Linked DNA regions of Homo sapiens: regions 1 and 2 are each linked to region 3. A link is a loop called in an ENCODE intact Hi-C map of the cell type or tissue named here. Cell type or tissue: PC-3. All regions are shown on one strand.

Region 1 (8,000 bases), 520 kb after region 3:
CAGGGTGCTCTCTCCACGTAGGCCAGTGTGTTAGTCCATTTTCATGCTGCTGATAAAGACATACCTGAGACTGGGCAATTTACAAAAGAAAGAGGTTTATTGGACTTACACTTCCACGTGGCTGGGGAGGCCTCACAATCATGGTGGAAGGTGAAAGCCATGTCTCACATGGCGACAGACAAGAGAAGAGAGCTTGTGCAGGGAAACTCCCCTTTTTAAAACCATCGGAACTTGTGAGACTCATTCACTATCAGAACAGGGCAGGAGAGACCCACCTCCATAATTCAGTTACCTCCCACCGGCTTCTTCCCACAACACGTGGGAATTGTGGGAATTACAATTCAAAATGAAATTTGAGTGGGGACACAGCCAAACCATATCAGCCAGGTACAAAAAATCCATCTTCAGCTTTTGCCTCCTAAAGCTGTCCCATGGTTGGGCTGCACTGTCTTATCCACAAACGGGACAGAGGCCTTTTCAGCAGCAAGCTGGATCCTACTCGTGATGATGCACATGGACTGAGCCACTGGAATACCAGGTGGCACCAAGGACTTCTACTTATCAGGGTCAGCGGTCTGAGAGCCTGGACTTTTTCATAATTGCTGGAACTGGCTGGGCTATTTTGTGCGGATCTTCGGGGACTCCACTCACCTGCGTTCCAGGAGCGAGACTCTCTGAACACCCACTTCACAGTGGCAGGGAAGGGACGGGCTGGCTCTCAGAGCCATGGAGCTTAGCGCAGCCACCACAACGACGATGATGGGGGAGACTGCAGGCAAATTCAGTGTCAACTTTAGTAACAGGGTGGGGGAGGCAAGTTTTGGTGGAAAACCCAAGGTCCCTGGTGGAGCACCTTTAAGCAGTGAGGTGCTTTTTTTGTTTTACATTTCAGGCGTGGCTTGGGAAATTACCTTGTCAAATGATATTATTTTTGGATCACTAGCTTCAAAGGGGCAGTGTTAGAGACTGTGGGCCCCATTATTGGGGAAGTTTTCCAAAACGCTAATTAGTAGGCAAATGCCCTTATGACACAAAACAAAATGATGAGCTTGCATCTTGTCAGCCACTGAATGTGTGCTGATGCTCTATTAGGCTTCCCAGAGCATTGTTGTTTACAGCCCTATTTCTTGCCTGAGCTTTCTGGAACTGGCGCTGGAAATCATATTTTGTTGTAAAACCTAATACTAGCTCATTGTGATCCAGCCTAGAGAGGGCATTTCCTAATCTCCACTATACCAATATTTTCATCAAGTTATTTGTGCTTAGACTTGAGACTTCCCTGAAAAATCTGGCACTGGAGTCACTTCAGATGGACTCACACTCTTTATTCTTGGTTTGTATTTCTGCAGCCCTTCTGGAGCAATACTGTGGCAGTGTTGTACAGGATACATTAAAGCAGAGAGAGAGAGATATGAGAACATCGAGGGTCTAGTCTTTCTCATGGATTCTGACCCACAGGCCATTTCCTCATTCTTCCTCAGACCCCTGATTTTAGAAGTGAAGGACCAGAGTTCCTCTGTAAATTGTCCAGGGACTGTGTGAATGTATGTTGCTTTAAATGTATTATCTATAGTATTGGCATGGTTAGTGAAAATCCACTTATTCTTTTTAGAGCTTGATTTCTTTTCTGGAAAAGGAGGAATTTCACTCAAATGATCCCTGTAGTTCCTTCTGTTTCTGTTAAGATTGAATCATCCTGTCAGTTGGCTTCAAGAGGATTATGACATGTGTAAGAAGGAGATTGTTGATCTGTACAGACAAGCAGTTCTAGGATCTTTGCTTACATTGTCTTGCACTTAGTACTACAGTTTCTTAATTTGTAGATTTATTAAAAGAAATTTGATTTACCTGAGGATTTCTCCCATCCACACCTCCAGCAGTTTTCTGTTTTGAATTTGCTTCATAATATGGTAAAATTTACTCTGGCTGGGGGCAAAATATTATAGCTAAGCTTAAAACAATACATTTTTACCTCTTTATAATTTTAAGGATATTATTTGGTTTGGGTTATTGTCATTAGAGGCTTTTTGTCCTTGTATTGAATCTGATATGTTGAATACTGTGCCTTAGTCACAAAGAAGTTACTTTAGAATTACATGTGACCAGGAGCTTGCAGTTGGAATAGGTATACAGCTGCTCCCCCGTGTGGTTGTGGATCCAAAGAGCTTGTGGAGCTTGTATTAAGAGCACAACACCATTGCATTTTGTGACAAGTTAGCATCGTTCTTTTTTTTTTTTAAATTATACTTTAAGTTCTAGGGTACATGTGCACAACGTGCAGGTTTGTTACATATGTATACATGTGCCATTTTGGTGTGCTGCACCCATTAACTCGTCATTTACATTAGATATATCTCCTAATGCTATCCCTCCCCTGACTCCACACCCCACGACAGGCCCTGGTGTGTGATGTTCCCCACCCTGTGTCCAAGTGTTCTCATTGTTCAATTCCCATCTATGAGTGAGAATGTGCAGTGTTTGGTTTTCTGTCCTTGCGATAGTTTGCTCAGAATGATGTGACAAGTTAGCATCATTCTTGAGAAGCACAACTAAAAGTTTAGATCTAGAATTTTATGGCACTTCAAACTCTAATGATGATATAATAATATTATCGTATTTTCTAACCTATTTTTATAATATGTAATGCTCAGTTGTACATATCCAACTTTACCATGGCAAACTGGGAGGATATATTTTTAGTACCACAGTAACAGAGAAAGTTGGAGAAGTAGAAAGGACATAGAAAATAAACTGCAGTAAAGAATGATGGAAGATTTTGGCTTTTTGCTTCTTTATTCCCCCGTCTTCAGTGGATGAAACCGGAATAAAAATCCACATCAAGTTTTATTCTCAAGTTTCATGTAAATAAAAATGTACATGTATAAGATGGCTAAGCAGGTTAGGGATATCATAATTGATTATGGAATCATTTTTCTGAATTTGCTTCCAAGCAAGTGACATCTATTTCCAATGCTTTTGTCATGGGTAGTCCTTTTGGGACAAAATTCATGTTTGCTTCTGAGATCACTTATAGTCCATTTGTTGGGGTAGCAGCAGCTTGATCATAATCTGACACCGAGTTTTAGGCCCAACTAAGAAGACTATGATACAGTGGTATTCTGTTCTTATATCTCTTTAACTTGTACTTACCATGAATATGTCAGCCAGAATCTTGAACTATTAAATCTTAGTATTACTTAAGAAAAAACATTACTAAGGACTGAATATACTAGCTTTAGGTTGATTGTTCATTGTTATACAGTTTCAGGTGTAAGAATAGATAATATATTATTTAAGAGATAGGGAATGCTGTTATTTACTCCTATATTCTATTAGTGGACTGTGCTACATGTGGAGGTGAAAAATAATATAAGCCATAGGCTTTGCCAACAGAGGGCGTCTCATCTAGTGTGGGAGAAATGCAGTCACAGAATAAACAGGTAGCAGGGAGTAGTAAGACTTTTAATTGCAGTAAGTTTGAAAGAAGGTTAGGAGTCAGGATAGGATGGGTTTGCCAGAGGAACTGGAACTTCTGATGGAAAAACAGAAAGGAGAGGGAAAGTATTTTTAAAGGAGTTCTTGAAGAAATACCTCAAGAATACTCTGGCTCACATATTCAAATACAGTGGTCATCTTGTAGCTGTAAATCGACTCAAAGAACTACAGAAAGATTAGGCCGGAATAAAGTGACAATACAGTAGTTCTTTTGGAGAAAAGGGTTTTCACTGAATATGAGATTAGAGTCAAATCTCAAGTAAAGACAAGCTTCCAAAGAGCTAGTACAGCTACCCACAGAGATGAGCAGGGTGATAGAGTGGAAAGACCACCTGAATTAGGAATTAGGAAGCCTAGATTTTAGTTTGGGCTCTGACACTAATTCTATGGCTGGAGCACATCCCTTAACCTCTCCGAGACTCCATTTTCTTTATTATAAAATTAGAATTTGGACCAGTTGGCCTCTAAATGTCTTCCATCTTTGACTCTTTGTCTTTTCTGTGCACATAAACATCAGATCTAATCCTTGTTAGTGGCATTATTTTGAAAACATGGGACAGAAACATAGGAACAATATTCTTTATTGAAAAAAAAAAGAAAAGCAACTTTTATAATATTTTTAGGATTTACTGATTAAACATAGTTTTGGAAGTGTGATAAGAGGAAGGAATCTATTTGTATAGATGCTCAATTATTAAAACAAATTTTTTTGAGAACATGCCCAAATAAGGGCTGTATTCCTTTCCTGAAGCATTATATTGATTCTTTTTTATTGCATTGAGATGGAGATTTTAGGATAAGAGTCAGAGACCAATCAAAGAGTTTTGGACCCTCCTAATTTCTTATCAAAAGCAATGCCTAAATAATATTCCTATATAAGCTGTCCTCTTCTAAGCTCCTACCTGAAAGTGGATCTCTAATCACTTAGAAGGTCCTGTGCCTCACAGTTGGTATAATTGGAGTCTCAGTTGTTGGAGGAAACCATCGGGTAATGTTGTCCTCAGCTTACAGCAAGCCATCATGAGGAGTGATGTGTTGGGTAAACAAAGACTATCCTACAGCAGAAGTTGTGGAACCAGGGAAAAATTTAATTACAACTAAGTTTTACCTTCATAACTTTTATCTTTGGGGGATAATTTTCTAATTTATCTGTAGAAAAACAAACATTAAAAACAACAAGCTAGATACAGAATTCCTTAAGAAAAGTAGAGCTTTAATAAAATGAGATTTTGCCAATGTTATGTTCTCCCTATCTTTCGGGAGATGGTGCAGCCTCCTTAGCTTATTTTGCTTGAGAAAAAAGTTCCAAATCTGTTTGTTTCCTAATATCCCATTGCAAAAGAAAAATAATTGCATGACTGTCCCAGAGGTTTCAGGCTCATTTTGGGGTATTTCTAAAGATTCCCTGTAACCCATATTTTTTTTGTGTTTTAAACATTTCTTTGATGGTATCCCAGCAAGAAATAATTTATTCCTGGAAATATGATACTACTGTAACATTTCTGACTAGGATGATTTTCTGTTTCTAAAATCTTTTAAATTTTATAATGCTTGTAATGCATGCTTATTACAAGTTTTTAAAAAGCATGAAATTATAATTTTTTTATAAAAGGAAATTAACCTGCATAGCTTTCCCCTCCCTTTCCCTCCCCTTTTCAATAATTGAATCTAAAAGACATTAGGTAGGGCTGAGTAAGGTAGGAGTCTACATGACATCAAACCCAGAAGCTGTAAGAGAATAGATGGATAATTTAGCCACATGACAATAAAAAATTTCTACATGGAAAAACTTAAGCCATCACAAATAGGAAAAACTATTTGCATCACTTATGTTCAAAGGGCCAATTTTGTTTTTCTTTTTGTATGTAAAGAGTGTATACAAAGCAATTAGAAAAAGAGCATCAACCCAACAGGAAATCTACAAAGGAAGGGAACAAACTATTCATAGAAAATTATGCAATTTGTTCCTTTCCTTTATATAAAAATGAGAAATTTTCTTAAGTATATGAGAAAATGCCTAAATTCTCATTAATAAGAAAAATGTAGTTTAAAAGCATATTGAGATACTACATTTTACCTATTAAATTGACAGAGATCCGCCATTAAAATATTTTTTGAAATGCCTGTGAAAAAGCAAGCACTTTCAAAAATTGCTGATGGAATTACAAATTAATACAACATGTGTGGGGCACAGTTTGGGAATATTCAGCAAATTTACTAATACACATTCCCTTTGACCCAGCAATTTTACTTCTGGGAATTTAGCTTACTGATACACTTCCACACAAACTGAGGAATTTATAAACCTATTTATTGCAGCATAGTTGGTAACAGCAAAAGATGGTAAGCAATACAAATGTCCACGCATATCGGGAACTGGTTAAATAAATTATAGTGCATCCATAAAATGGAATACTATGCAGACATTAAAAACAATAAAGAAACTTCATGTGGAAGTGGAATGAAGTCTAATGAATATGTTAAGAGAAAAAAGCAAAGTATAGAAGTATATATATATATATATATATATATATATAATGCTACTATTCTTGTAAGAAAAAGGGAGGAAAAGGGTAGTAAATGTGCATAAAGTATCTCTGGAAATACACATAAGAACTGATTGCATTGTCTCTAGAGTTAACAACTAGATGGCTAGAGTACAGGAGTATAAGAGATTTTTCAAAGAACACCTTTTTATAGCTGTTGAATTTTTAACCATGGGGATTTACCTATACAATACATAAACGTCTAATGAAAAAGAGAAAACACCTGTAGGCCAAATAAAAAGAAAGAAGCATAACGTTATATCAGATGCTTTTATAGATCCTATAACCATAATAAACATCACATTTTTTTTCTTTGCTGTCTAGCTATCTCTTTGTAAATAGGATTATTCACTAAATTTCCTAATGCTGAATTCCTGGAGTGATTCCTATGTGACATTTTTTTTTTTTCCCTGAGACAGAGTCTCACTCTGTCGCCCAAGCTGGATTGTAGTGGTGCGATCTCAGCTCACTGTAACCTCTACCTCCTGGGTTCAAGTGATTCTCCTGCCTCAGCCTCCCGAGTAGCTGGGATTACAGGCACGCGCCGCCACACCTGGCTAATTTTTGTATTATTAGTAGAGATGGGATTTCACCATGTGGGCCAGGCTGGCCTCAAACTCCTGACCTCCTGTCCTTGGCTCTCCAAAGTGCTGGGATTACAGGTGTGAGCCACCATGCCTGGCCACTATGTGACATTCTTTTAATGCCTTGCTAGTTTATATTTGTTTATATTTAAATTTTTTGCATTAATATTCAAAACTGAAGATTTGTTTATAGTGGGTATTTTGTTTGTCAGCCATCTTTGGCATGTTTTGATAAGGAATATTATGAAACTGTATGAGAATTGGAAATATTTCCTTTTCTTTTTTTTCTTCCCTCTCACCCCTTGAGACAGGCAAGCTGAGTTTGAATACTCTTGGTATTTTTGCATATGCAGTAATTGTAGTTTTACCCACAGGAAGAAGAAGGAAATACTTGCAAAACACAAAAAACTTCCTGGCTCCAAGATTGTGTTTTATCCTTATCTCCAACCAATGATCTTATGGTGATAGCTCGAGAGCAAAAAGCTGTATTTCTAGTGCGTGAGTATCCTATTATTTTCAGCGACCTTTATTTTGATACATTGGATAGAAGAGAAAATGGATTAGGTGAAAAGAATATAATGCTTTTTATTTATTTATTTCTCTCTCTCTCCCCCCCCCCCCAACTCCTCCTCCGCCCCCTCCCTCCCTCCCTCTCCATTTCCCTCTTTCTCCCCCTTCCATTCTGTTTGTTTTCTCCCTTTTTTCTTTCTTGGCTGTAGCTACCTTAGTGCTCTCCATATGGTACCTCAGGGGCAGTACTGTGCATTGCTCAATTCTTGCAAGGGACAGTCAGAGCTAAAAAGGTCATTGACCTTTTCTTAGTAACAATGTGAATGAGGTGATTTTCAACTCTAATTTGAAAACTCATAATATTATGGATTTCTGTTTGGGGCATAGCATTTTAACTCATAATTTTTTGTTGAAGATTAAAATTGAGGTTTTTTTCATATCTTATAGATCTCCAAACCTTACTGATCAAAGTAAGATTGTGTGTAAAATGTGTCTAGAATGGTCTTACAAAGCAAAGTTACCCTCAAGTAGCAAAGATCTAGTAGAAAAATTTTCTCCGTCATCTGATGATAAAAGTAGTCTTAAACTAGGCAGGGTGGGCATAGGAGTTAATAACTTTATTCTACAAGAACTATGACAACATTATACAGGTTGAATTGGGGGAAGGAGAGGCTGAAGGCCAGGAGACTAGGTGTATTATAAGAATCTTATAAACATGTTTATCTTATATTTACCTATAAAAAAGACCCAAGTCAGTTAATACACAACTGTTAAATTTTGTAATCATATTCTAAGGGGAAAGAGCAAAATTTATAAATTACTCTTTTAGTGTATTATAGCTAAAATTATTTTATATGATATCTTA
Region 2 (8,000 bases), 540 kb after region 3:
TCACTTTTTACCCCAATAGTTGAGCAATGTTATCATCCTTCAGCTTCTGGATGATAACTCTGTTTAATTCTTCATGTTTACATTTTCTTTTTTTGACATGAACTCAGATCAGCAACCACTTGGTCCAGTAGTCAGTTGATACATCTTTTAGGTTTGATCACCTCATAGCCATGTTTAACCTTTGCCTTTTGCACTTTCTTTCAATTCTCACTGTTATTGTCAATTTCTGAGTTCAGTTTCTTGCCCCTGCTACATTTATTCCCCTTCACAAAGCCATTCTTGAGCCAAATGTTCTCCCCAAATCTATAATGCCAAGTCTTTCAGATTTAAGATAGCAAAACCCATCTTCACTGACTTGACTTTTATATCCATATGCTTGGGTCAATCCACCTGGTGTGTCAATAAGTATGTCACTTAGGAGTTTCCTTCAGCTATTATTAACAGACCTGAGTAACAGACCACAGTATCTTCAGGAACCCAGTCTTCTTCCTTGTAGCTTCCCCACTCAAGGTTCTCATAGACAGCCCTCTTATCTGCATTCCGGGAAGGAAGCAGAAAGGAAGAAGGCTTCTCCTGGCAACTGAGTCAATCTACTTTGAAGATATTCCCCGAAGTCCCTTCAACCATTATCTACATTAGCCAGGACTTAGTGACATGGCCTCATCTAACTATAAGGGAGACTTGAAAATATCTTTTAACTAGGCACATTGTGAATAATATCTCCCTGACTAAGAAAGAAGGGATGATTACATTATTTAGAATCATCTGGAATAGTAACATGTCAGCATAGACCACAATTTATGGTGCAATCTTGTCTATCCTGTAAAATGTGAGGAATAATGAATGGATTGAGGTCATTCAATTACTCTGGACCAGATTGAAGCCACTATCACCTTCTTGCCAAAGAACTCCTGCAGTGATAGACAGAGGCAGTCTTTACCTACTACATGTCTCAGTATCTGTAGAAATAGTTTTAATACTGCAGATACATCATTTCTCCTTGGTGTTTGTCTTCTGAAACAATATCAAAGGTATGTTCTCAGCAAGACTTTTCTAAAATACGAAGACGAAGCTGTACTGACTGCTCCAAATCCACTATGGCAATCTTATTCCTTGCATCATTGCCTGTCTGCAGCTAGTACAGCCAGTTTTTCTTTCCATTGTGTCCTTGGAAAGAAGGATCAATTGCCTATGTGAGGGACCACCCTAAAATGGAAAATAGCATCAGCTACGTCTCCCATGCAAGAGCTTCCTCCCATCGTCCTGTAACCCATATTTTCTATCTGCATGTCACCAAAAGGCTTGTGTGGGAAGGGAAGGGAATGAGAGCAGGAGGGGTAATCAGGTGGCTTCAATTATATCTATAATCTTTTCTCTTTTTTTTTTTTTTAGAGAGTTTCGCTCTTGTTGCCCAGGCTGGAGTTCAATGGTGCGATCTGGGCTCACTGCAACCTCCACCTCCTGGGTTCAACTGATTCTCCTGCCTCAGCCTCCCAAGTAGCTGGGATTACAGGCATGCGCCGCCATGCCTAGCTAATTTTTTGTATTTAGTAGAGACAGGGTCTTACCACGTTGGTCAGGCTGGTCTCGAACTCCTGACCTCAGGTGATCCACCCGCCTCAGCTTCCCAAAGTGCTGGAATTACAGGCATGACCCACTGTGCCCAGCCAATATTTTCTTTTTAAAGAGAAAAAGTGGTCAGAAGTAAATATAGCAAAATAGTAAGATTTGATAAGGCTGGGTGATAGACTGGTTATTATTTATTATCATTTTTTATTTAAGATATTCCATAATAAAAAATATACTTTTATAGCTTTTCTTACCCCACCCCCACCCCCACCCCCACTATTCCAGAGTACTTCAGGAGGCTACTATGGAACCTAGATTAAGTAATTAACTTCCCTTTACCTCTGTCTCTAAGGGTACCGCGACGCACAAATTGGATGGATTCAAACTGTAGAGGACCTCCATGAAAGAGTGCCAGAAAAGGCAGATTTTTCCCCCTTTGGAAATTCTCAGGGTCCAAGTCGAGTAGCTCAATTCCTTGTGATCTATGCGCCAAGAAGGGGAATTTTAGAAGTGTGGAGCACACAGCAGGGACCTAGAGTAGGAGCTTTCAATGTGGGGAAGCACTGCAGGTAAGCTGCAAATGCTGGCATTGTGCTGGTTACAAAATGAAATATAGGAATGCTTTTATTAAAATAAAGCTTTACTAAAGCTGCTTATTAGATTACAAGTTTGAGAATTACAATATTCTTTATTGTGGTTTTTCCTGTGAGTGCCTGGCATGTACTTAAGTATTTAATAACAAAAAAAAAAAATTAAAAATGCCATGATAGACTGCTGAATTAAAGTTAGCTTGTTGCTAATGTTTGTCCCTTACTTATGCTGGGAAGGCTCAAAAGGAAAGGTTCCTTTTGCCCTAGTCATAAGTGAGGTGAATGCTTTGTTTGCCATTGAAACAGGGGCCTGATTGTGTTCATTTAATTTTTTAGAATCTTTCAACAAGGCAGAACTCTGCTGGTTGAGCCCTGCTTTACTTATGTACTTGCTATCAGTATTTAGTTGCCTTATTAATGCTCCTAAATTGATAATAATGTTGGGTTTCCTAGCTATAATAAAAGCACCTTTTGGCATTTCTCCTTGTTCTAATATTTTTACCATATTGGTATGTGATTTCTTTAGGCTGCTGTATCCTGGCTATAAAATAATGGGTTTAAATAATGTTACCAGTCAGAGTTGGCAGCCACAGACTTATCAGATCTGTCTGGTTGATCCAGTGTCTGGAAGTGTGAAAACAGTGAACGTTCCCTTCCATTTAGCACTGAGGTAAGGTGTGTCCAGTGTTGCTGATTGACGCTCCTCTGCTAACTTTTCCTAGTTCCTAGGTTTGTTGTACTCTCTTTTGTAGTTGCTATTTTGTTGTTTCCTTTGTCTTTAGACTGATATCTTTAAAGTTAAATAGGAAATATATAAAGGAAAAAAAAGTTGGAGTGTGTCAGAATTAGAAAGAAAATAATTTCACATTCTGTAATAATTTGTTATATTTATTGGTTTAGTGATAAGAAGAGTGAACGAGCCAAGGATATGCACCTAGTGAAGAAACTAGCAGCCTTACTGAAAACAAAATCTCCCAATCTTGGTAGGTATTCTCTCATACAAATAATAAAGCATATTGTTCTATCATCTTTTAAATCAATAAAATATTCTGAATGGAGCAATCAAAATAATGCATGGATGAGCTTATTGGAATTGCTCTGTAAGGCTGAAGTGTGCCATCTAGAGGGTGTTATAATTCATAACAAGAAAACATTAATGTGAGAGAACCCAAAAATCCTTTAGACTCACTGATAGTACAGATATGTTCATTTTCTTTCAGAATAATGTTTCACTGTTATAAAAATTAAAATTTTACTTTGATTATTTTTTTCTTTATAGATTTGGTTGAAACAGAAATAAAGGAATTAATTCTTGATATTAAATACCCTGCAACCAAAAAACAAGTAAGTGTATATAATACACGAACTTTCCTGCTAGTAGCTATAATACATCCTTCTTAAGAAAATCTTTATTTTCCTATTTCCCCCAAACATGAGAGGCTGAAGTCTTCTTTTCACATTTTTATTGTTTATCCCTTTCTTTATTTTCAGATAGAAGTTCCTGTTGTCTCTTTAAAAAAAAAAAAAAAAATTAATATTCATGCCTGTAACTGTAATCCTAGCACTTTGGGAGGCCGAGGCAGGGGGATCATGAGGTCAGTAGTTCGAGACCAGCCTGGCCAACATGGTGAAACCCCGTCTCTACTAAAAATACAAAAAAATTAGTTGGGTCAGTATTGGCGGGCGCCTGTAATCCCAGCTACTCAGGAGCTGAGGCAGGAGAATCATTTGAACCTGGGAGGCGGAGGTTGCAGTGAGCTGAGATTGCACCATTGTACTCCAGCCTGGGTTGCCATACATCTGAGTGTGTTTTATATACACATACCTACACATCCCTACATTATATATATTATATATATAAAATAGTAAATATGTGTGTATGACCACCTACCTTAGGAAATAAAATCTTACCAGGAACTCTAAAGAGCCCTGAGTGTCCCCCCTCAGTCCCATTCCCTTCTCCCATCCCTAAGGTAACTGTAATTTAGAATTTTGTGGTTCTTTCTTTTTCTTTACTTTATAGTTACGTCATTCCTGTGTGGCTCCTTTGAAACCTGTTGATGCATTTCCTGCCTTTTCAAACTTTATATAAATGCAGTCATGCCCTATGTCTTCTGTGACTTTAGTTTTTCCTTCAGGATTATGTTTCTGTGTCATTCATATTGGTGTATGTAGTTATAGTTATAATTGATTCATTTACTATGCCATACAAATTCTGCTCACTGACTAGAATTTATTTACACTCCTGTCAGTGAACGGTTAGGTTGTTTCCAGATTTTTGACATTACAAATGATGCTATGCTTATCCATGTACATATTTCCTCATTCACATATGCAAGAGTCTCTCTGGCGTTTATACCTAAGAGTGGAATTGCTAGGGTGTGAGCTTCTTCAACTGTACTAGTTGATGGCAAATTGTTTCCCAAAATAGTTGTACTAATTTATATTCCCACCTGTTCTGTATGAGTCCCTGTTACTCCACAGCCTCAATATTCCATGGTATTGCCAGACCTTTACTTTTTGCCAGGCTCGTGGTTATAATATGGTCACCACTGGTGATTTCTTTTACTCCCACTCCTCCTATCCAAACCCCTCATAATGCTATTCAAGTCCTAACTCCACAAATTCTTACATAATGCTTCGATCCCCATGGATAACTCTGAACTCCTACTCTACTTTCAATCAAAACTGGATAGTTAATGACTACTTATTTTCTAATTATTTCATGTATGTTAATCATAGCTTCCCCGACTTTTTTTTCTTTAGGTCTTTTAAGCTCCTTCAAGTAGGAACCTTACCAAATACTTGATTTTTATAATTCACAGCATCTAAAATAATGCTACTGTGAAAATGTAAGAAAAAACTGTATCACAGGTTTTTTCTTTTCTCTTACACAGTCACTCGACACTTCTGCCACTAGATGTAGGGTTTTTTTTTTTTTTCCCACACACCAGTCAATTTCTTTGGCAGATTCTCCAGCTAACACCAGCTGGTTATTCTCTAATTCAGTTCGATTCTGACACCATCTACCTGGAGATAGCATGAGATCATCACGACAGGTTAAGAGCTCAGTCCCACAAGACTTCTACCTACTTCAGGTACCAGTCACAAGTAGTTGGTTGTCAGCTATATTTCTGACTGTCTAGCTATAAATTAGGGTTACTATGACCCCCTCTTTGCGGTTGATGAATTTGCTAGACCAGCTCACAGAACTCAGGGAAACGTTTTACTTGAACGTTTACCCATTTATTATAAAGGATATTACAGAGGGTAGAGATCAACAGCCAAGTGGAAGAGGTGCATAGAGTAAATCATATGGGAAGGGTTGCAGAGCTTCCATTCCCTCTCCTGGCAAGCCACTATTCAGGAACCTCTACACGTTCAGCTATCCAGAAGCTCTTCCAACCCTTGTCCTTTTGGGTGTTGATGGAAGCTTCATTATATAAGCATGATTGATTACATCATTGGCCATTGGTGATCAACTCAGTCTTCCAGCTCCTCTTGGCTCCCCAGAGGTCAGGGGTTGGGCTAAAAGTTTCAATCCTCAAATACATGGTTGGTTCCACTGGTAACCACCCCCTTATTCTGAAGCTCTCCAGGAGCCTGCCATGAGTGGCCTCATTAGAAAAAAAGAAGCTTCTATCACCCAGGAAATTACAGAGGTCTTAGAAGCTCCCCATCAGAAATGGGGGGTCAAAGACCAAATGTTAGAACAAAAGGTTCTCCTAGCACCTCTGTCTACAAAGGGATTAAGAGCTCTGACTGATGAACTAGGACAGAGACCAAACACTAGAACAAAAGAAACTCCTAGCACCCCCATTGTTCAAGAAATTATAGGAACTCTGTGTCAGGTACTGGGGCCATAGACCAATATGTATATTTCTTATTATTTTATAGCTACATACATGGGAGAATTCAGTGAATAGTGATACATGGGAGAATTTAGTGAATAGTGATTTCTGTTGCAGTCCGTTTTTAAAACACTTTATTGAGTTATTGTAGAACAGAAAAGCCTTTGTGACTTTTAATTGTGTCTTCCATTCTACTGACAATGCTAATTGGCTCTCATTTTGCTCAGGGTAAAGTCTCTGTTATTAGAGATGACATGATGATGACAAAGTGGGCATCTAGAGAGGCATATTGAGAAATCTGTAGTAGAAAGGGTCATAACCCACACGGTTCTTCTCATTTTTATGCCATCTTTCTTCTTATCCTAAATCATAGAACAACAAAATTGGGAAACCAGCATAATGCAAAATGTCTTCTTGATTTTCTTTTTTTTAATGGTACTTCTGAATCATGTATGAAGCTGTGAATTTTATAAAGAATGCTAGAAAACCCAGTAACAAAAGTTATAGGTCTTCTAGGACTGACTAAAGGGAAGGAAGAAACCAGTTCAGGCTTTGGGAGACTGTTGAATAATGGGGAAGAAAACAAGCTAGCTGCTAGCCTGGGTAATCATAGGCAGAACTGGAGCAGGTTATGCTTGTCCTGGGTTCTGGCCTCTTACAGTCACTTTCTTTATTGTTTCCTGGTAGTTACTTCATTATAGGCCTGACCAACATCTTGAGCCACCCTCTAAGCCCATTTCTCCTCCACAAACACGCAGAGGTTATTGTGTTATGATCGGATATTTGTCTTATCCCACATTCTCAGCCTACTTTTTGAACTATTTAATCTCATTAATTAAAACCCAACTTAATGTGCTAATATGAAAGGATAAATATGACCTTTAACTTCTGATAGTTGCTACTTTAGGCATGAAGAGATATTTTGGGACTGGTTATGAAGAATCTTAAATATCTATGGGGGTGGGGAGAGGGAGGTAGGGAAGGGTGGGTACTGTATTCATCTAGCAGGGCCTATAGATTCTGCCTGCCATGCACAAATGCAATAATTAAGGTATAACTAAGTTTTTGGCAGCTTTTGTTATTGACATGACAATAACCTCTGCTTTTCGTTTATGCCTATATAGTATAGGCATATTCAAACTCTTCTTATTGGTAAATAGCTTTATCTTTGTTTCTGTTTTGATTTGGCTATTCTGTTAAGTAGCAGTTGCCTTCTAGTTGTTTTATTCTCAGCCTGGATTTTTGTCATTTATGTCATATTTGGCATGACATGAAGTTGATTGTATATTACTTAACAACGCAACTTGAGATTTAATATATGTACACTAAAACATCTTAAATATAGAGCTTCCCTTTGAAATTTGGGGTAGTGAAAGTTTGGGCATAAATATAAGATTTAAAAAACAAAATCACTGCCTTATAATTACTAGAACTGTTCAATATCTTTCTCCTAGGCTTTGGAAAGCATTTTGGCAAGTGAACGTTTACCATTTTCTTGCCTTAGAAACATCACTCAGACTTTAATGGACACTTTAAAAAGTCAAGGTAATAGGGTTTGTACTGATTGGAGGTTATGTTCTTAACTCAAATTTTGTAACTCTGATTATAGAAAGCTATTGACTTTGTGATACCATCATGTTACTTTAATGTGGAAGTAATATAGATATAAGAAATTAAGAATCTTATTTATTCCCTATTTAATATATGTAGTTGATCTTCATCTAAGCTGTCTTTGAATGTATTGACTGTTATTGGGAAGTTGTTTTTAATTGTGAGGAAAGATGTCAGGATAGAATGATAAGTGGTTATTCTGATATAGCTTTGTATTAATGTTCTATCAGTGTATCAGTTTCCCTCGTGAACAGAGTTAAGGACTTCCAGAATCACAATCAACAATCAGATTATTATTTCTGAATTTTCTGGTCATTTTTTGATATTCAAAATTTGTCTGTACTATCACATTGTTCTTTAAAATCCATCAGTCCGTCAA
Region 3 (8,000 bases):
CTAAAAGAAAACTTTGGGGAAACTATCCAGGACATTGGACTGGGCAAAGATTTCTTGAGTAACACCCCACAAGCATAGGCAACCAAAGCAAAAATGGACAAATGGGATCACATCCAGTTAAAAAGCTTCTGGACAGCAAAGGAAACAATCAACAAAGTGAAGAGATAACCCACAAAATGGGAGAAAGCATTTGCAAACTACTTGTCTGACAAGGGATTAATAACAAGAATGCATAAGGAGCTCAAACAACTCTATAGGAACAAATCTAATCTGATTTTAAAATGGGTAAAAAATCTGAATAGACATTTCTCAAAAGAAGACATGCAAATGGCAAACAGGCATATGAAAAGGTACTCGACATCACTGATCATCAGAGACATGCAAATCAATACTATAATAAGATATCACCTCAGCTCAGTTAAGATGGCTTTTATCCAAAAGACAGGCGGTAACAAATTCTGGTAAGGATGTAGAGAAAAGGGAACCCTGGCACACTGTTGGTGGGAATATAAATTAGTACAGCCACAATGGAGAACAGTTTGGAGGTTCTTCAAAAAACTAAAAATAGAGCAACCATAAGATCCAGCAATCTCATTGCTGGGTATATACTCAAAAGAAAGGAAATCAGTATATGAAAGAGATATCTACACTCTCATGTTTATTGCAGCACTATTCACAATAACCAAGATTTGAAAGAAACCTACTACATGTCCATCAACAGATTAATGGATAAAGAAAATGAGGCACATATACACAATGGAGTATTCAGCCATAGAAAAGAATGAGATCCTGTCATTTGCAACAACATAGTCAGTACCGGAGGTCATTGCATTAAGTGAAATAAGTCAGGCACAATAATACAAACTTCACAGGTTCTCATTTATTTCTGAGATCTAAAAATCAAAACAATTGAACTCATAGAGATAGAGAGTAGAAATATGGTTATCGGAGGCTGGGAAGAGTTGGGAGTTTGGGTAGTGGGGATGGTTAATGGGTACAAAAAATAGAAAGAATGAATAAGGTCAACTATTTGATAGCACAACTGGGTGACTATAATCAATACTAATTTAATTGCACACTTCAAAAGAGTGTAATTGGATTTTTTGTAACACAAAGGATAAATGCTTGATGTGATGGATACCCCATTTACCCTGATGTAAATTTTTTATTTTTTATTTTTTATTTTATTTATTTATTTATTTATTTATTTATTTATTTATTTATTTATTTATTTTGAGACGGAGTCTCCCTCTGTTTCCCAGGCTGCAGTTCAATGGAGCGATCTCGGCTCACTGCAACCTCCACCTCCCGGATTGAAGCAATTCTCCCACCTCAGCCTCCCAAGTAGCTGGGACTACAGGCGCCCGCCACCACGCCTGGCTAATTTTTGTGTTTTTAGAAGAGGCAGGGTTTCACCAGGTTGGCCAGACTGCTCCGAACTCCTGACCCCAAGTGATCCGCCGTCTCGGCCTCCCAAAGTGCTGGGATTAGAGGCATGAGCCACCGCGCCCGGCTTTTTTTTTTTTCTGTTTTCTTGAGACGGAGCCTCGCTCTGTCACCAGGCTGGAGTGTAGTGGCGCGATCTCGGCTCACTGCAACCTCCGCCTCCCGGGTTCAAGCGATTCTCCCGCCTCAGCCTCCTGAGTAGCGGTACTACAGGCACGCGCCACCATGCCCAGCTAATTTTTGTATATTAAGTAGAGATGGGGTTTCACCATGTTGGCCAGGATGGTCTCAATCTATTGACCTTGTGATCCACCTGCCTCGGCCTCCCAAAGTGCTGGGATTACAGGCATGAGCCACTACGCCCAGCCCCTGATGTGATTATTATGCATTGCATGCCTGTATCAAAATATCTCTTGTATCCCATAAAAACATACACCTACTATGTACCCACAAAAATTAAAAATTAAAATAAAAACAGGAGTTTGAGGCTTTAGTGAGCTATAATCATGCCACTGCACTCCAGCCTGGGTGACAAAGCAAGACTGTGTCAAAAACAAAAGTCCCCTTAAAAAAGTGATTGAAAACAAGAAAGGAAGGAAGGAAGGGGGAGAATGAAATGATAAGCTATGTATAGTGATCTTCAAAGTTAAAGAATATTTTTTAACTTGAAACATTAGTAAGTACAATGTTAATTTTTAAAAATCAATGTAGCCTTGTTTAGGGCCTTTAGGGCCTTGTAACAAAAAATATATATACACACACTTATATACATATAGATTTATATGTAATATATTTCTATTTATTTAATATAAATATATATTATATATTTACATTTATTTAATAGAAATATATTATATAAGTACATAGTTATATAGTATAATTAATTATTAATTATAAATATATATTTAGAATATACATAATTTATAGTATATATTTACATATATACATATTTACATATAATACATACTATAAATTATATCTTACATATTATATAAATATAAACATTTATACATATTATACACATGTATAATATGTATCCCTGTGCCGTTTTATCCATTCATAGTGACTAACATCTCTGCATGCCCACAAGTTTCTCTTCCTCCCTGTGAGGATTTGACCTGGGAGAACAAACCAGCTCAGCTCAGGGAGAGTTACTTGTGTATTAGTCGGGCACCTCTTTAGATTGCAAGGAGAAGACACACATTCAGATTAGGTTAGGTTTGGGGGTTGTCATCAGGATACCCAGGGAAGTAATGCCTCAACGGCCAAACGTGTGTCCCAGAACAACATCTGAGGCGGCTAAGAGCTCAAAAGGGCTCCAGGAGAACAAGCACAAGGGTCAGTTGTTGTCCAAGCGTGAGCAACTTTCATTCACGCCCTGCTATACGCTAGATGCTAGTATGTAGTCTTTAATAATGATAGAGGAAGATAGAGTGTCTGATCTTGAGAAGCCAGTAAATCGCTAAGGTAGCATATCGGGAAATAGCCACTTCAATCCTGGCTGGAAAGTAGAGAGCAAAGGCCAGGAGAGAGGAGTGTACTAGGAAGGTAAACAAGCACAGATGGTAGAAAAAATTATACTGCACGCAGAGGAATGTGGACTTCATTCCACATAAGTGAGTAACATCATGTACCAATAAGAAGAGAAACTGGGTGGCTGGAAACATGAATATAATGGAAAGTTTTCATTTGTATACTTAAGCTTTTTGAATTTTGAACTGTGAAAAGTATTACTTGTTCAAAAAATTCAAAAATAAAATTATTTAAAAATCCAATGCAATGATTCTGGTGGTGTACTAGGCTCTGGGAGAGCGAAACAGCAAATATTCCCTATCAGCCTACAATCTACTAGATATTTTTAAAGTTTTATGGCTCATCGGTGACACAACACAGCTTTAGGTAGATTCCCAATATCAAAACATGTGTAAACAAATAATTATAAGAAAAATAGTAATTGTTTTCCTAAAGATATGGGCTTAGAGCTTTGAAAGTGCATGTTGTGGGCTGGGCAGCTTATTCTGCTTGAAGGTTAGTGGGAGGTAACATGTAAACTGGGATACGAAGAACGCATGCATAGGAGCTTCAAAAATGGAAAAGAGAGTAAAAGCAATTAATCAACGAGAAATACAATTTTCCAAAAAAAAAAAGAAATGTTTTTGGAGGAAAATAGTTTCGTATGATGATCGGACCAGCAAAGGGAATGACAGGAGGTGAGGCTAACAGTCGGGATGAGAACAAATTGTGCAGGCTTTGCCTGTTGTCTTAAGAACTATGAATTTCTACCCCAGAAAGCTCAAAAAACCCTTCATGGGCATTGGCATTCTGGAAGTTGGTGAATATGTACCTTTAGGAAAATGGATTTTATCTCCAAATAGTGGGGAAAAAAATTAATGGGAATTTCTTTTTCTATTTTGAGTTTTTTTCCCCATAATTTTTACTGAAACTTTCTGGTTTTATTCTGGTTAATATAGGAAGTTAAGAAAATCAGTATATAGCCAGCAAATATAGATGGGAAAACTCAGAAGCAAGTATGTTAAGAATGTTTGTTCTTTTTTTCTCCTTGTCAAATATGTTCACAGTTGTGATTTTTATATATCATATAAGATATCTTCTGTTACCAGGATCGCTCCTTGTCAATGTGTTGGGATTAACTATCATCAATGTTTCATCTTTTCCACAAGAAATCAAAGCTTCCTGACGGTTTGCAGCCCCCCCACAGCCTGGCCCATAGCTTGTTTTATTTGGCTTACACAGTTGTTTTAATCGGGAAGTGTCTAGCTTGTCTTTTAAAATCAAAATATCTGGCAATATGAGGTCTATATTCAGCATAATGAGAAGCAAACGGACCTGACTGGAGCCTGTCCCCTGTAGGCATCACCGCCCTGTAGGAGCCCCAGTTCCCGCCCACCCAGAGTTCAACCGGACCCCCTCCTTCAGCTTTTGACTTTGGCCCGGGTTAGACGGGGGATTTCCCGGGCAGTTGCTCCGGATTTACACGAGGGGGCGCTGTGATCAGGGTTTTGGACGGAAGGGTGGGGAGGAAATGCTTGAAGCTGGTTCTAACCGGAAGTGAAAGGAAACCCTCCTTTCCTTTCTGGTGAGTAAGTCCTAAGGAACAACCTCCTGTTACCCAACTCAGTGAAGAGTCGGGACTAAGAGTATTTTGAAATAGGAGGAATACTATATTTGAAATGTCAGAAGTCATAGAAAAGTGTGGGAGAAACAATGCCACACTTTTCTATTTTCCCTGCCATTTGAATAATACTTTGCAGTCTATAAAACTCTGTCGGAAGCAGAAGGCTATTCGGTCCTCACAGCAATCCCATGTCCGAAGTAGGAGAAGGCACTTGCTCCTGCAATAGCCGAGCCACTCAGAGTTCCTCGTCTCACCTAGGAGCGCCTACCCAGCCAGAAAGGGGAGGTCCCATGGCTGCTTCCTCACACTTTCCTTTTTAGGGGAGGAGGAGGAGGGGGAAAGGCCCTGGAGAAGGACAGGGTGCCAAGAATATGTGGCGAGAGGAAGGGACAGGCCAGAAGAAATAAGTTGAGAGATCAGTCCCAGGAAACTTCCTACCTAGAAGATGCCCTTCCTTGGCTGGGACTTGTGCCTCTCCCTGTGTATCTCAGGCACAGTCAATCTCAGTTTGTATTTGTTAAGTAAATAAATTACCCGAGGCATCTGTTGGGTCTTAACCTGTATATGGGAAGGGCCCTGTTATTCCATCAATATTAGTTACAAAATTATGGGGGCTTGGGCTGATGACACTGAGGGTCCGGGGACCTTCTCACCTCTGGTCAACCCTGCCCTGGATGGCCCCTAAGCTCTATCAGTGGCCCTGACTGTGTGTCTTTGTGGCTTTGATTTTGACGATGTTATCAACCAGGATGCAGAATCCTGCTTCCTCTCCCAGTTTTCATTTGCTTTTTTTCTGTGTTTGTTTTCTTTGGCTGCTACAGGGAGATTTGCTTTTCATCTTGGCAGCACGTGCCCCACTCAGAGTGGAAGAAGGCTATGGCAGGATACAGTGTTTTGGGAAGGGAAGAGAATCTCCTTGCTTGGGGACATCCTTTCCAAAACAAATTCCCTGTAAAGTCAAGTCCTGCTAGTGTTTCCCTCCAACCTCTCTGTGTTCTACTACTCGCCCAAGAAAAAAATTATACGAAGTGTCTCCTCACCCATGTTTAGTCACAAAAGACCTCTGTTTCCCAGGCTCCCTTTCATTCTACTTATTCATCAGTTCATCAATTGATTCGTCCATTCATTCATTTATTCTGTGACAGTCTTTACTCTTTCCTAAGTATGACCAGAAAATAATGACGTAAGTATGATCTACTCTACAGCATGTAGGTTGTAAGCATTGTTATGGTCTTTTTTAAAATTAAGATACAACTCACAAAACATAAAATGTACCATTTTAAAGTGTACAATTGTATTTGTCCATTTTCATGCTGCTGATAAAGACATACCCTAGACTGGGTAATTTATAAAGAAGAAGAGGATTGAGGGACTCACAGTTCCATGTGGCTGGAGAGGCCTCACAAACATGGCGGAAGGTGAAAGGCACATCTTACATGACAGCAGGCAAGACAGAGTGAGAGCCAAGCAAAAGGGGAAACCCCCTATAAAACCATCAGATCTTGTGAGACTTATTCACTACCACAAGAACAGTATGGGGAAAACTGCCCCCATGATTCGATTATCTCCCACCGAGTCCCTCCCACAACACGTGGGAATTATGGGAGCTATAATTCAAGATGAGATTTGCGTGGGGACACAACAAAACCATATCAACATTCCATTGTTTTGTAGTATATTCACCCTATTATGCAACGATCACTTCTCATTCCAGAATATTTCTATCACCACAGAAGGAAACCTCATACCTATAGCAGTCAGTCCCAGCTCTGCTCCCCTTATCCCCTGGCAACCACTAATTTGCTTTCTGTCTCTGAGGATTTGCCTATTCTGGACATTTCATATAAATGGAATGACACAATATGTGGCTTTTTGTGTTTGACTTCTTTTATTTAGCATAATGTTTCCATGTTTCATCCCTGAGCATACAGCATATAACAACAGAACATTCCTTTTTATAGCTGAATAATATTTCATCATATGGATAGGCCACATTTTGTTTATCTAGTCATCAGTTGATGAACTTTGTTCTGGCTGTTATTAATAATACTACTATGAACACTCATGTACATATTTTCTTTTCTTTTCTTTTTTTTTTTTTGAGTCAGGCCTTGTTCTGTTGCCCAGGCTGGAGTGCAGTGGCACAATCACAATTCACTGCAGCCTTGACCTCCTGGGCTCAAGCAGTCCTTCCAGCTCAGCCTCCTGAGTAGCTGGGTCTACAGGCACACACCACCACACCTGGCTAATTCTTGTAAGATAACATATTTTCAGTACTCATGGGTCTATATTGGAGTGGATTCATTGGGTCCTGTGCTAATTCTGTGTTTAACTTTTTGAAGAAAAACTACCAAATGATTTTCTACAGTGACTGTACCATTTTAGATTCCTTCCAACAATGTTGAAGTTCCCTTTCTTTCGTAACACAAGCAATTTAAGGGATTGCTTAAATGGTCTTAGATGAATCTGTCATCAAGGTGGGGGAGGGCATGAATTGATATTTGCACAGTGCCTGTGCAGAGACACCTGACAGTAACCCTTAGGACGCTGGATAATTTATCCCAAGCCATGGTGAGGAAAATGGGAAGGAATAAGGCAGTCAGTAACATGGAGCAGATTTGCCAATCTCTTACCCTCATCAATTTAGGGATTGTGTTGGTCTTTAACAGATGGAGAAGAGGTCTGAGAACATTTAATACATGTCCACTGCTGAAGGAGCAAAAGAGTGTAGGCCTGCATTTTGCCTCTCTCCTGTAAGACTTCTGAGGTGCCTTTGAACCCAAGCCTCAGAGAATGAACAGCAGTGGCAAAGACAATGCCCTTTATAAGTGTGTAGAGGGTTGAGGAAATGGTTGGGGTGGGGGGCTTTTCTGTAGAACTGCCCTCTTTTCATGTTCCCTTCAAAGGGTACAGTGAAACAGAATACTGTATTGTCAACTAATTTATAAAAAAATGGGCTCAATACATCCTGCTATAGAAATTCCATCAATGTACTAGAAAACTTACATTTATCAGAGTTCATCTATTGAATAGCAGCTGGAGTTGTGTGTGTTCATGGATGTGGAATGAGAATACAGAAGTTCAATCTTTATAAGCACACAGCAGAAACACTGTAGGTAGAAGGGTCAATTTGAGACCATCCCTGCCCATCTTTGATTGGCCTGTGAAACACAACAGGAAACTAATTCATCTGAAAGATGTGCTAAAAACACTTGTTGGCTTTAACAAAAGGAATCTTGGCTGATTTTACATTAAAACTTCTAACAAAGGAAAATAAATGCTCTTGGGTGGAGAACATGTCTTTATAACCAAACTCCACAATTGTTACCATATAAATAATTTTTCTTTATAAAAGAATAAAAATATATATGTACCTACATATATGTATGTGTATATGTAAAAGACAAATATAAAACTT

What was found. Peaks named below come from ENCODE experiments on the same cell type or tissue, not always from the same donor. Only the 100,000 strongest peaks of a DNase experiment are listed, where the experiment ranks them.
Region 1: a loop joins it to region 3, with 3 times the contacts of the local background. A loop is called at or near these places in 9 of 110 quality-filtered maps.
Region 2: a loop joins it to region 3, with 5 times the contacts of the local background. A loop is called at or near these places in 6 of 110 quality-filtered maps.

The regions. Positions count from the first base shown.
Region 1 is chr1:220,212,979-220,220,978 of GRCh38, reverse strand. It overlaps RAB3GAP2 (RAB3 GTPase activating non-catalytic protein subunit 2), which reads left to right. Exons shown (of 35, transcript NM_012414.4): 3 at 7,000-7,123. Among named protein-coding and RNA genes, the nearest start is that of SNORA36B, 16 kb to the right of the region's middle. RefSeq lists enhancers at 399-468, 829-878 and a silencer at 1,029-1,108. In PC-3, CTCF peaks have their summits at 2,143, 3,198 and 3,401 (motif pointing right); a DNase peak (open chromatin) is centred at 2,138.
Region 2 is chr1:220,185,206-220,193,205 of GRCh38, reverse strand. It overlaps RAB3GAP2 (RAB3 GTPase activating non-catalytic protein subunit 2), which reads left to right. Exons shown (of 35, transcript NM_012414.4): 14 at 1,922-2,138; 15 at 2,686-2,829; 16 at 3,060-3,142; 17 at 3,439-3,503; 18 at 7,465-7,555. Among named protein-coding and RNA genes, the nearest start is that of MIR664A, 11 kb to the left of the region's middle. In PC-3, CTCF peaks have their summits at 3,061 and 3,275 (motif pointing left); no DNase peak of the experiment used is centred here.
Region 3 is chr1:220,729,704-220,737,703 of GRCh38, reverse strand. No RefSeq gene overlaps it. Among named protein-coding and RNA genes, the nearest start is that of MTARC2, 15 kb to the left of the region's middle. In PC-3, a CTCF peak has its summit at 4,456 (motif pointing right); DNase peaks (open chromatin) are centred at 2,563, 3,023 and 4,493; H3K4me3 peaks cover 2,446 bases; H3K27ac peaks cover 1,745 bases.